2 separate regions of the Homo sapiens genome follow, and region 1 is linked to region 2. A link is an interaction called in ENCODE POLR2A ChIA-PET data of the cell type or tissue named here. Cell type or tissue: MCF 10A. All regions are shown on one strand. Each heading gives the region's core, and the rest is flanking DNA. Links, peaks and the distances in the headings are about the cores only. Region 1 overlaps LOC105371078 (a long non-coding RNA gene). Region 2 has its middle 78 kb from the start of ATF7IP2.

The links. Peaks named below come from ENCODE experiments on the same cell type or tissue, not always from the same donor. Only the 100,000 strongest peaks of a DNase experiment are listed, where the experiment ranks them.
Region 1: POLR2A ChIA-PET joins it to region 2 with 8 read pairs; 3 of 35 experiments call an interaction of 5 or more read pairs at or near these places.

The regions. Positions count from the first base shown.
Region 1 is chr16:10,226,165-10,231,541 of GRCh38, forward strand. It overlaps LOC105371078 (a long non-coding RNA gene), which reads right to left. Exons shown (of 3, transcript XR_001752077.1): 2 at 1,245-1,427. Among named protein-coding and RNA genes, the nearest start is that of GRIN2A, 46 kb to the left of the region's middle. RefSeq lists an enhancer at 1-855. In MCF 10A, for the core only: no CTCF peak of the experiment used is centred there; no DNase peak of the experiment used is centred there.
Region 2 is chr16:10,305,728-10,311,104 of GRCh38, forward strand. No RefSeq gene overlaps it. Among named protein-coding and RNA genes, the nearest start is that of ATF7IP2, 78 kb to the right of the region's middle. In MCF 10A, for the core only: no CTCF peak of the experiment used is centred there; a DNase peak (open chromatin) is centred at 2,944.

The DNA.
Region 1 (5,377 bases), core at 250-5,249, 79 kb before region 2:
ATTATACAACCATTTCATGATTCATCAGTATCCAGGGACCCTCCCAGGAAGGAAGAGATGGGTTCAAGTTGCAGGGTGAGGGTTTGGAGGAAAAGTTTGCTCGTCTTGGTACAGAAACTGAAAAGTCTCAGATTCCAACTCCAACACTCAAGCCCACTAATGGATGGATTGGCTCCAAGATCGGCAGGGTAACAGATGGAAGTAGAAGAAAAAAATATCATTTTCCCCAAACTTGCTGAGTCTGATGAAGATGTCGGAAGATTTGGATGCAGCCAGCATGATTAATCTTACCAACTTTACCTTGAGTTTCACTTTTGGCGGGGGAATGGCATCAGCTTAAAAGTTAATTACCAGCAAGAAACAAATCATGCAGCTGATGTGCACATTATAAACAAATTAAGTTCTTAAAATAGGCAACACACCACTTGGAACAATGGTTTACAAGCCCAAGGGTGCATGAAAATAATTGCGGAAGGTGAGGAAACTAATAGCTAAAATATGTGAATTAAATGAGGGCAAATTGCAGATATTAATGAAAAAGCAAAGGGAAACATGGTCAACCTCTCGTTTTGTAAACAGCAAGCCAAGCAGAACGATCCAGCATGCAGCCCCCTGTGGAATGAGGAGGGAGGCCCCTGATGGAGACAGGGCTCCCCAGAGATATAGAAGCAGCTGGAGTGTAAAGAATCAGGGCAAGAGGAGGGGGTGCCCAGCTGGGGAGGCTCAGATCAAAGCTGACAGCAGCAGAGCTCCACCACAAGAGGGTAAATTCAGAGGTGTGTGGGAGGCGAAGTTTCTTTCCATTGTAGAAAGTTGGAAATTAAGTCCAAAGTCTTCCATTGTATTTCCATTGCAGAAAATTAGAAATTCAGTCCAAAGTCTTCATTGTACAATTGAAGAGACCAAGCACAGAGAGGGAGGTAACTCTCCCAAAGTCACACAGTAAGTGTCAGAGCCAGCAGTTGAACTTTGGCGTCCTGACTGCAGGTCACACTTCCTTCCCATTCATCAGAGGTTCCAAACTCCTATGCCTACAGGGTCAGGCAGGGAGCAGAAATGCAAGAAGCTGGCTTGATGTGAAGACTATGAGCCACTAGGGTCCAACAGAAATCCAATGTGAACCTCATAAGAATTTTCTAATAGAAGGAGAAAAATACCTCCCAGATTCCCTTATCCCTAATAGCCACCTCAATTTGGACTAGCCACATTTCAAGACTCAATAGCCCCATATGGCTAGTGGTTACCTTATTGAACAGTACAGCTATACGCAGTGATGGGGAATGTTGAAAACCGGAGAAAGGGTGACCCATCTAAAATGGGATGGCAGCCACAATCCCAGCCAGGAGGGAAGGTGAAACCAGATGTTCAGTTTTCAAGAGAAGCCAGAAATCCAGATAGTCGTATGAAATCATTCAATGGTGAAACATCTGTGAAATGAAAAAATATTACTGTGCTACCAAGAACACATCTGATAACTGGAATTGGCATGTGGGCCCACGGTTTGCAGTCTCTCTCTCAAAGAAGCAAAGAGCAACTGCATTAAATAATCATCTTAAGCATCCTTAGGAACCTAGTCAATATCAACCACTTTTAGGGACAAATTCAAGTCCCAATTCTTACTCCTCCACTAGATGAAACTTAATGAGTTCATTCCCCTGAGCCCCAGTTTTCTCATCTCCAAAAACATGAACATGTTTTAAGGGCCCCATGGGAAAATTAAATGTAAAAGCAACTTGTCAATGTCAAAACACTGCACAAACATCATGATTGCTACTGGGACATGCTCAGAGAATAGGACATGGCTAACCATCACAATGACCTCTGGGACCCCACCAGGGTCTTGTCCCAGGGGTATTGTCCCAGAAACAGTAAGCTATCATCCCTGGGAATCCAAGCCCTGCTTGTCTGCATCCTGATCCTGAAGCTTAGAAGAGCTTTCTACAGGAAGAGTTTTCTGACTTTCTAGTCTCTTCACACTCACTGTAATCCATAATAGGCCGTATGTAGCCTTGGACACTAAATTCACCGATTCATTCAACAAACACCATTGAGCACACACCTTGCATCAGTCGTTCTGGGAACTGGGGATATTTACTGGAGAGGATAAGGTGGGCTCTGCACTATTCTGGCGAGTTCTTTGTGCCCAACTCTGTACACCTGCTGCCTTTCTCTGAAGACTGACTTTGGGCTATGGAAGCTCCGCCACTCATATCTGGGAATTTACATCACTGCCAGGGTAGTCTTTAACCACTGACTCATAGAGGCGGGATGGAAAGCCCAGCTTCTCCTGGACTCAAGGTGGCACAAACTCTAAGGTGTCAGGTACCCACCCCCCTCCCAGAGCATCCTGCAGAATCAGGCTGAGGCTGAACTTGATCTGAAATCTCACCCTTGCTTGGCTACTGCCCATTCTGATCTTTTTGTCAGTTTCTCTTGGAAGCACTTTCCTAATAAATCACTTGCCGATGAACCGTCATCTCAGGGCCTGATTCTGGAAAAACTTGACCTGGGGCACAGACATTGTTATTATCCATACACAGCCCTGCCCTCGGGGAGCTCTCCAGCTATCTGGAGAGGCTGATGTGCCACAAATCAGATAATGCTTCATTTGCCAGATAAACAAATACAGTCCTTTTGGGGAAAGTGCTGTATTTGTTTGGAAGGATGTTTTAACAAGTTCAGTGAGGACAAAATTGATTCCCTAAGGGCATGAATGCTGCTGGTGCCAAGACTTCAAGGAAAAAGGAGGAAACTGCTCTGTGTGTGAAAATGAGAGGGCTTTGTTTGTTCCCCAGAGCAGAACAGGAAGGGGAGTGCCAGGACCTGGAGGGGAGGCCACGACATGTGTGGTGTGATGTGAAACCTCTCATCTTCAGTGAGGTGGTGAACAGCATGCAGGCACAGGGGCTGGAGATGGAAGACACGGTTAGGAACTGTCCTCTTGAGAAATCTTAAGGAGGGATTTGGACTATGTCAAGCCATAGAGAATCAGGGGCATTTGAGGCCAGTTTGCAAGCTGCCACCCACGCCCACCAGGAAGACTACAGCAGCCTCCTACATGGTGTCCTGCTTCTATGCCTGCCCCCTCCCACACTACGGACTCCCCACCAGCAGCCAGAGTGAGCCTTTAAAATGCAACTAGGTCTTGACACCTAAATGTATTCAGTTCTTGAGGCCAGGTCATTTTGTGCCTCTAAAATCCTCCAATAGCTTCAAAGCCAGGCGTGGTGGCTCACGCCCGTAATCCCAGCACTTTGGGAGGCCAAGGAGGGTGGATCACCTGAGGTCAGGAGTTTGAGACCAGCCTGGCCAACACGGTGAAACCCCGTCTCTATAAAAAATACAAAATTAGCCAGGCATGGTGGTGCACACCTGTAATCTCAGCTAGTTGGAAGGCTAAGGCAAGAGAATCGCTTCAACCAGGGAGGTGGAGGCAGTGAGCCGAGATCGCGCCATTGCACTCCAGCCTGGGTGACAAGAGCAAAACTCTGTCTCAAAATAAATAAATAAAATAAAATAAAATAAAATCCTCCAATAGCTTCCCATTGCATTTAGAACAAAATCCAGAGTTCTTACCCCACCTTCATGGACTCTGTAAGATCTGTCTTTCTGATCTTCTGAACACACCCATCTTTTTCTGACCCCAGGGCCTTTGCACTGGCTGTTTGCTCTGCTTAGACCACTCTCTCACCCCCACCACAATATTCACAGGGTGGGGTCCTTCTCATTATGCAGCTCAAATATCATCTCCTCACTCGAGTCTTTCCTTACCACTGTGAATTTTAGCACCTGCCTCGATTTATTTATTTATTTATTTTTGAGACAGAGTCTTGCTCTGTCACCTAGGCAGGAGGACAGTGGCATGATCTCAGCTCACTGCAACCTCCACCTCCCATGTTCAAGCAATACTCATGCCTCAGCCTCCCGAGTAGCTGGGGTTACAGGCGTGTGCCACCATGCTTGGCTAACTTTTCTATTTTCAGTAGAGATAGGGTTTCGCCATGTTGGCCAGGCTGGTCTCAAACTCCTGGCCTCAAGTGATCTGCCTGCCTCAGCCTCCCAAAATGCTGGGATTATAGGCATGAGCCACTACACCGAGTCCCTGCCTCAATTTATATCACACGATCCTGCATCAGTTTCTTCATAACACTTATCATCCCCTGAACTTGAACTGTTGATTCATGCATTCAGGTGTTTTTTGTCTCCCTGCTTCAAGAACATAAGCCCCATGAAGGTGGGAGCCTTATTCTACTTACCAAAGTGTCTACAGAATCTGGCATATAGTTGGTACTCAACAAACATTTCTAGAGTGACCCGATGAGCCCCTGAGAGACAAGGGATCTCCAACAGGTATTTGGATGACACAAACAAGTGATGTTGACATAAGTATGCATCAGGCAAGGGTGTACCAAAGGCTGTGAGAGCCCAGAGGTGGCAGAGAAGGTTCCACAGAAGAGAGGATATTTGAGCTGAGCCTTGACAGGGTGGCCTTCCTCTTGTTTAGGGTGCCTTTACTGTTTCTCAACAGCTCTAGGCTCCTTATGACTCTGGATGCTCTGATTTTGTAGATGATGTTTCCTCTCTCTCTCTCTCTCTCTCTCTCTCTGTAAAACACTTCATTCTTCACCTGGCTCATTTCTGCCCACACTTCAGTTTTCAGCTTAAATGCCACTTACTCAGGTCAAGCATTCCCAGACCCACTGTCATTCAAATAATATTCTCCTTGCTGATCTCTCTGTAAGCATCCTATGTTAGTCATTCTTAGCACCCACTCTTTGGGTTTCCCCCACTAGCCTGTAAGCTCCATGAGGGCAGGGACTATGTCTGTCCTCTTCACCACTGTATCCTCTGCGCCTAGTGTGGGTGCCTAACACTCAGTAGGGGCTCAGTAAATATTTGTTGGTGAATAAATCTGTGGACAGATTTATTCATGGAAGAAACAGAAGACAGAGGAGAAGGGCATGCCTCAGCCTCCTCAGTAGCTAGGATTACAGGCATGCGCCACCACACCCAGCTAATTTTCATATTTTTAGTAGAGACAGGGTTTCGCCATGTTGGCCAGGCTGGTCTCAAACTCCTGACCTCAAGTGATCCACCTGCCTCCGCCTTCCAAACAATGCATTTTTGCACAGTTCTGGAGACTGGCAGTCCAAGATCAAGGTGCAGCATGGCTGGGTTCTGACAAGGGCCCCCTTCCTGGTTTATAGATAACCACTTTCTCACCAGGGGGACCTCACACGGCAGAGAGGGAGCAAGCTCTCAATGTTTTTTTTTTTTTTTTTTTTTGACAGTTTCGCTCTTGTTGCCCAGGCTGGAGTGCAACGGCCCGATCTTGGCTCACCACAACCTCCACCTCCCAGGTTCAAGTGATTCTCCT
Region 2 (5,377 bases), core at 119-5,118:
CCAAAGTGCTGGGATTACAGGCGTGAGCCACCACACCCGACCTAAATTATTATTTTTTATAGACGGGGTCTTGCTGTGTTGCCCTAGCTTGTCTGGAACTCTTGAGCTCAAGCAATCCTCCAGCCTTAGCCTCTCGAGTGGCCGGGACCACAGGCGTGCACCGTGATGCCCAGCAATTTTTTTTACGTTTTTTGTAGAAACAGGATCTAGCTTCGTTGCCCAGGCTGGTCTCAACCTCCTGGATTCAGGCAACCCTCCCACTGCAGCCTCTCAAAGTGCTGAGATTATGGGTGTGAGCCCCCGTTCTTGGCCAGTTTTATTTATTTTATTGATTTATTTATTTATTTTTGAGGCAGGGTGTTACTCTGTCACCCAGGCTGAAGTGCAGTGGCACAGTCATGGCTCACTACAGCCTTGCCCTCTTGGGCTCAGTCAATCCTCCCACCTCACCCTCTCAAGTGGCTGAGAATGCAGTCATGTGCCACTGCACCCAGCTAATTTTTGTATTTTTTTGTGGAGACACGGTGCTTTTATTTTTTTATTAAAAAATGTTTTATTTCATATTTGTTTATGACTTCATCATCATCAACAATGTAATAAGGTCAAGGGTTGGCAAACTTTTTCTATAAAGGGCCAGACAGTAAATATTTCGCCTTTATGAACCACACAGTCTACGTGACAGCTATTCAACTCTGCCCTTGTAGTATAAAAGTTGCCTGTACTGTTGTTGTATGTATTGAAAATATGTAAGCAGGCCTGTCATCCTAGCACTTTGGGAGGCTGAGGTGGGCAGGTGGCTTCAGTTCAGGAGTCTGAGACCAGCCTGGGCAATCTAGGGAAACCCCATCACTACAAAAAACACAAAAATTAGCCCGGCGTGTGGGTGCCTGCCTATAGTTTCAGCTACTTGGTAGGGTGAGGTAGGAGGATCACTTGAGCCCAGGAGGTCAAGGCTACTGTGAGCTGTAATCAGGCCACTGCACTCCAGCCTGTGAGACAAAATGAGACCCAGTCTCAAACAAACAAACAAAAAAACATAGGCGGGTCATTTGAGGTCAGGACTTTGAGACCAGCCAGACAGTGAAATACTGTCCCTACTAAAATACAAAAAAAGATTAGCCAGGCATGGTGGCGAGCACCTGTAATCTCAGCTACTTTGGAGGATGAGGTAGGAGAATCGCTTGAACCCAGGAGGCGGAGGTTGCAATGAGCCGAGGTCGCGCCACTGTACTCCAGCCTGGGTGACAGAGCAAGACTCCGTTTCAAAAAAAAAAAAAAAAGGACATAACTCAGGAATGGCCAGCTAGAAGAGATGCATGGGACAGGTATTGGGTGATGGGGGCGCGTGCATGAAGCTTTCTTGCACTCCCTGGGCTCATCAGCCTCCCAGCACTTCAGTGTGTTCACCCATCTAGAAGCTTCCCAGACCTCATTGTTCAAGAGTTTTTCTCAAGCTCAATGTCTGTTGTTAAAAGGCGGGAGGATCACGAGGTCAGGAGATCGAGACCATCCTAGCTAACACGGTGAAACCCCGTCTCTACTAAAAATACAAAAAAAAATTAGCCGGGCGTGGTGGTGGGCGCCTGTAGTCCCAGCTACTTGGGAGGCTGAGGCAGGAGAATGGCGTGAACCCGGGAGGCAGAGCTTGCGGTGAGCCGAGATCGTGCCACTGCACTCCAGCCTGGGCGACAGAGCGAGACTCTTATCTAAAAAAAAAAAAAAAAAATTTCAACACTCCAACCACTTGGTCTTTTTTTTTCTTCTTCTTCTTTTTGAGTCAAAGTCTTGTTCAGTTGCCCAGGCTGGAATGCAATGGCACAATTACAGCTCACTGCAGCCTTGAACTATTGGGCTTAAATGATCCTCCCTCCTCAGCCTCTTGAGTATCCGGGACTACGGATGTGCATCACCATGCCTAGCTAATTTTTTAGTTTCTGTAGAGATACGGTCTCCCTATGTTGCCCACGCTGGTTTGGAACTTCTGGACCCAAGTAATCCTCCCACCTGAGCCACCCAAAGTACTGGGATCACAGGTGTAAGCCCCTGCAGTTGGCCTTCCTTGGTCTTCTGATGACCAACCCCATCCTGAAGCTATATAGGGGAACTACTCTAAGTCACCTTATTGGCATGAACTCAGGTGTGATGGAAAAGGGCTCCTTATGGATAACAAAAGACACTCCAGGCCAAGCACAGTGGCTCATACCTATAATCCCAACCCTTTGGGAGGCCAAGGCAGGAAGATTGCTTGAGTCCAGGAGTTCAAGACCAGCTTGGGCTTGGTAGGCAGAGTTTGCAGTGAACTGAAATCACACCAGTGCACTGCAACCTGGGCAACAGAGTGAGACCCTGTCTCAAAAAAAAAAAAAAAAAAAAAAAAGGCACTCCCATCACTCAGAAAACTCTAAGCGTTTTAGGAGCTCAGTACCAGGAACTGGGGACAAAAACCAAATATTTCTTTTTTTTTCAAGATGGAGTTTCTTGTCACCCACGCTGGAGTGCAATGGCACAATCTCAGCTCACTGCAACCTCCACCACCCGGGTTCAAGTGATTCTCCTGCCCCAGCCTCCCAAAGTAGCTGGAATTACAGGCGCGCACCACCACACCCAGCTAATGTTTGTGTTGTTAGTAGAGACGGGGTTTCGCCATGTTGGCCAGGCTGGTCTCGAACTCCTGACTTCAGGTGATCCTCCCACCTCAGTCTCCCAAAGTGCTGGGATTATAGGCATAAGCCACCATGCCTGGCCAAAAACCAATTTTTTTTTTATTAGACCACAACTTGTCTGTGTCTCTTCCCCTCTAGATTTCGAGCAGCCAAGGGATGTGTCTAGGCACTTTTCATTTCTACTGCCCAGCACATAGTTGTTATTCCAAGCTGCACCATGTTGTAAACCCCTGCCATTTCGCAACCCTAGTCAGAGTGGAAAATTCCAGTGGGTCTCGGCTGTGAGAAACACCCTACCAGACAAGTTCAGGCCTAACCGCCTGAACCCAGGAAATTCCCTCCTTAGCAGCTAGCCACATTGCCTGTCCCTTTTTGCAGCAAGCAAAGACCTGTCCCGTCCTGACCTGTAATTACCCAAGTCTGTAAGCGGGAGTGGGTTCCGGCACTAGCTGGTGTCCCCCTCTGCAGGGCTTTGATCTGTGTTGCTGTAGAGCCACCTCCATCCATTCCTTCTTCTTTTCGCGCTCTAACAATAGTAACACTTAAAACATACATAGCTGCTGGTGTCATTAATCTTGCCATTGGTGTTGTTGCTTGATTATTGGTGTAATGTCTACCTCATAGAGTAATCTAGCTCATTCAGTGACATGAGTCATTTACAGATGATTTAATGAATATTTTTCATTATCACCTCCCCCTAGGTCCAGAAAAGGCTGCTAACTTTCCCAAGACCTTTTAATTCTTTTTTCTTTTTTCTTTTTTCTTTTTTTTTTTTTTTTTGAGACAGAGTCTCTGTCGCCAGGCTGGAGGGCAGTGGCACGATCTCAGCTCACTGCAACCTCTGCCTCCCTCCTGGGTTCACGCAATTCTTCTCTCTCAGCCTCCTGAGTAGCTGGGACTGCAGGCACCCACCACCACACCTAGCTCATTTTTGTGTCTGTAGTAGATACAGGGTTTCACCATATTGGTCAAGCTGGTCTCCAACTCCTGACCGCAGGTGATCCACCCACGTCAGCCTCCCAAAGTGCTGGGATTACAGACATGAGCCACCGCGCCCTGCTGACCTCTTAACTCTTTAGAACAGAGTTCTAAACTTCCTGACTCTGAAGTTATCTTTCCATTTCATCCTCAAAGATACCCAAAGGACCTTTTAGCATACTGGTGATTGAGACAAAAGAATTTCCAAACCTGGAGACAAATCCCAACTCTTGCTTCCTGATTCTCTTTTCTATACTGTCTTCTCAGGTCATCCTTTCCCCATGGCTGCATAAAATAGATTGAATCAAATGGAGCCCATCATGCTGGCTGCTTCTCTCCGCTGGGGCCAGGAGCAGCCTGACTGCAGAGTCAGCTGAAGACAGACAGCAGTCAGAGTGCTGGCCTTCTCCTTCCAAAAACACAGCCGTTCAAGTTCACAGAGACTGAAGAATACGATAAACACAGATAAACGTGCTTGACGGTGAGTAATTTTTGTCTGGGTACGGAAAGAAGAATAACAGGAGAAAAGGCACCATTTTCTTGGCCTGAACCGCCTCCTCTGGTTTCTTTTTTTCTTTTTCTCTTTTCTTTTTTTTTTGAAACAGGGTCTCACTCTGTCACTCAGGCTGGAGTGCAGTGGTACAATCACAGCTCTCACTGCAGCCTCGACCTCCTGGGCTCAAGCGATCCTCCTACCCCAGCCTCCAAAGTAGCTGGGACTATAGGCACGCACCACCATGCCCAGCTAATTTTTTAATTTTTTGTAGCAATGGGGTTTCGCCATGCTACTTAGGCTGGTCTCAAACTCCTAAACTCAAGTAATCTGCCTGCCTCGGCCTCCCAAAGTGGGGGGATTACAGGCACCTCGCACAGCCCTGCCTCTGTTTTAAGAGACAAGAATTCAGATTTCCATCAAACCTCTCTTCTTAGAGCAAGTTGACCTCTAGGTGCAGGAAACCCTGACAGAGACTGGCCACAGGGCCCTGCGCCTCTCCCCAGCCCAGCACAAATAGAAGAGGCCAAAAAAGCAGATGTGATGGTTATGGTTCTACTGAACACTGGAAGATACTTACTGCAAGCTTTATACACAAATGCATCACCACACCTTTGTGAGGTGGGTCATATCGTCGCTGTCCCATCTATTTGTTGGTGGAGGAAACTGATGGTTGCAAGAGTGAGATTAACTTGCCCTAGGTTCACTCAGCTCATTATTGCCCAATAGATTTGTGGAATAATCAAGATTTAAATCCAGAATGAGATTCCAATCAATGGTATCCAGAGAAAAAAATAAAAAATAAAAATAAATCCAGGCCGGGCATGGTGGCTCACACCTGTAATCCCAACACTTTGGGAGGCCGAAGCAGGTGGATCACCTGAAGTCAGGAGTTTGAGTCCAGCCTGGCCAACATGGCAAAGCCCTGTCTCTACTAAATATACGAAAATTAGCCAGGTGTGGTGGTACAGGCCTGTAATCCCAGCTACTCAGGAAGCTAAGGCAGAAGAACCACTCGAACCCAGGAGGTGGAGGTTACAGTGAGCCAAGATCATGCCACTGCACTCCAGCCTGGGTAACAGAGCGAGACTCCCTCTCAAAAAAATAAATAAATAAAAATAAATCCAGTGTAGGCTGGCTTCAAGGCCTATGGTCTTTGATAGTGTTGTTGCTATGATTTTCCTTTGTTTTTAACTTTTTAAACTTTGAAATTATTTTAGATTTATCAGAAAGTTGCAAAGAT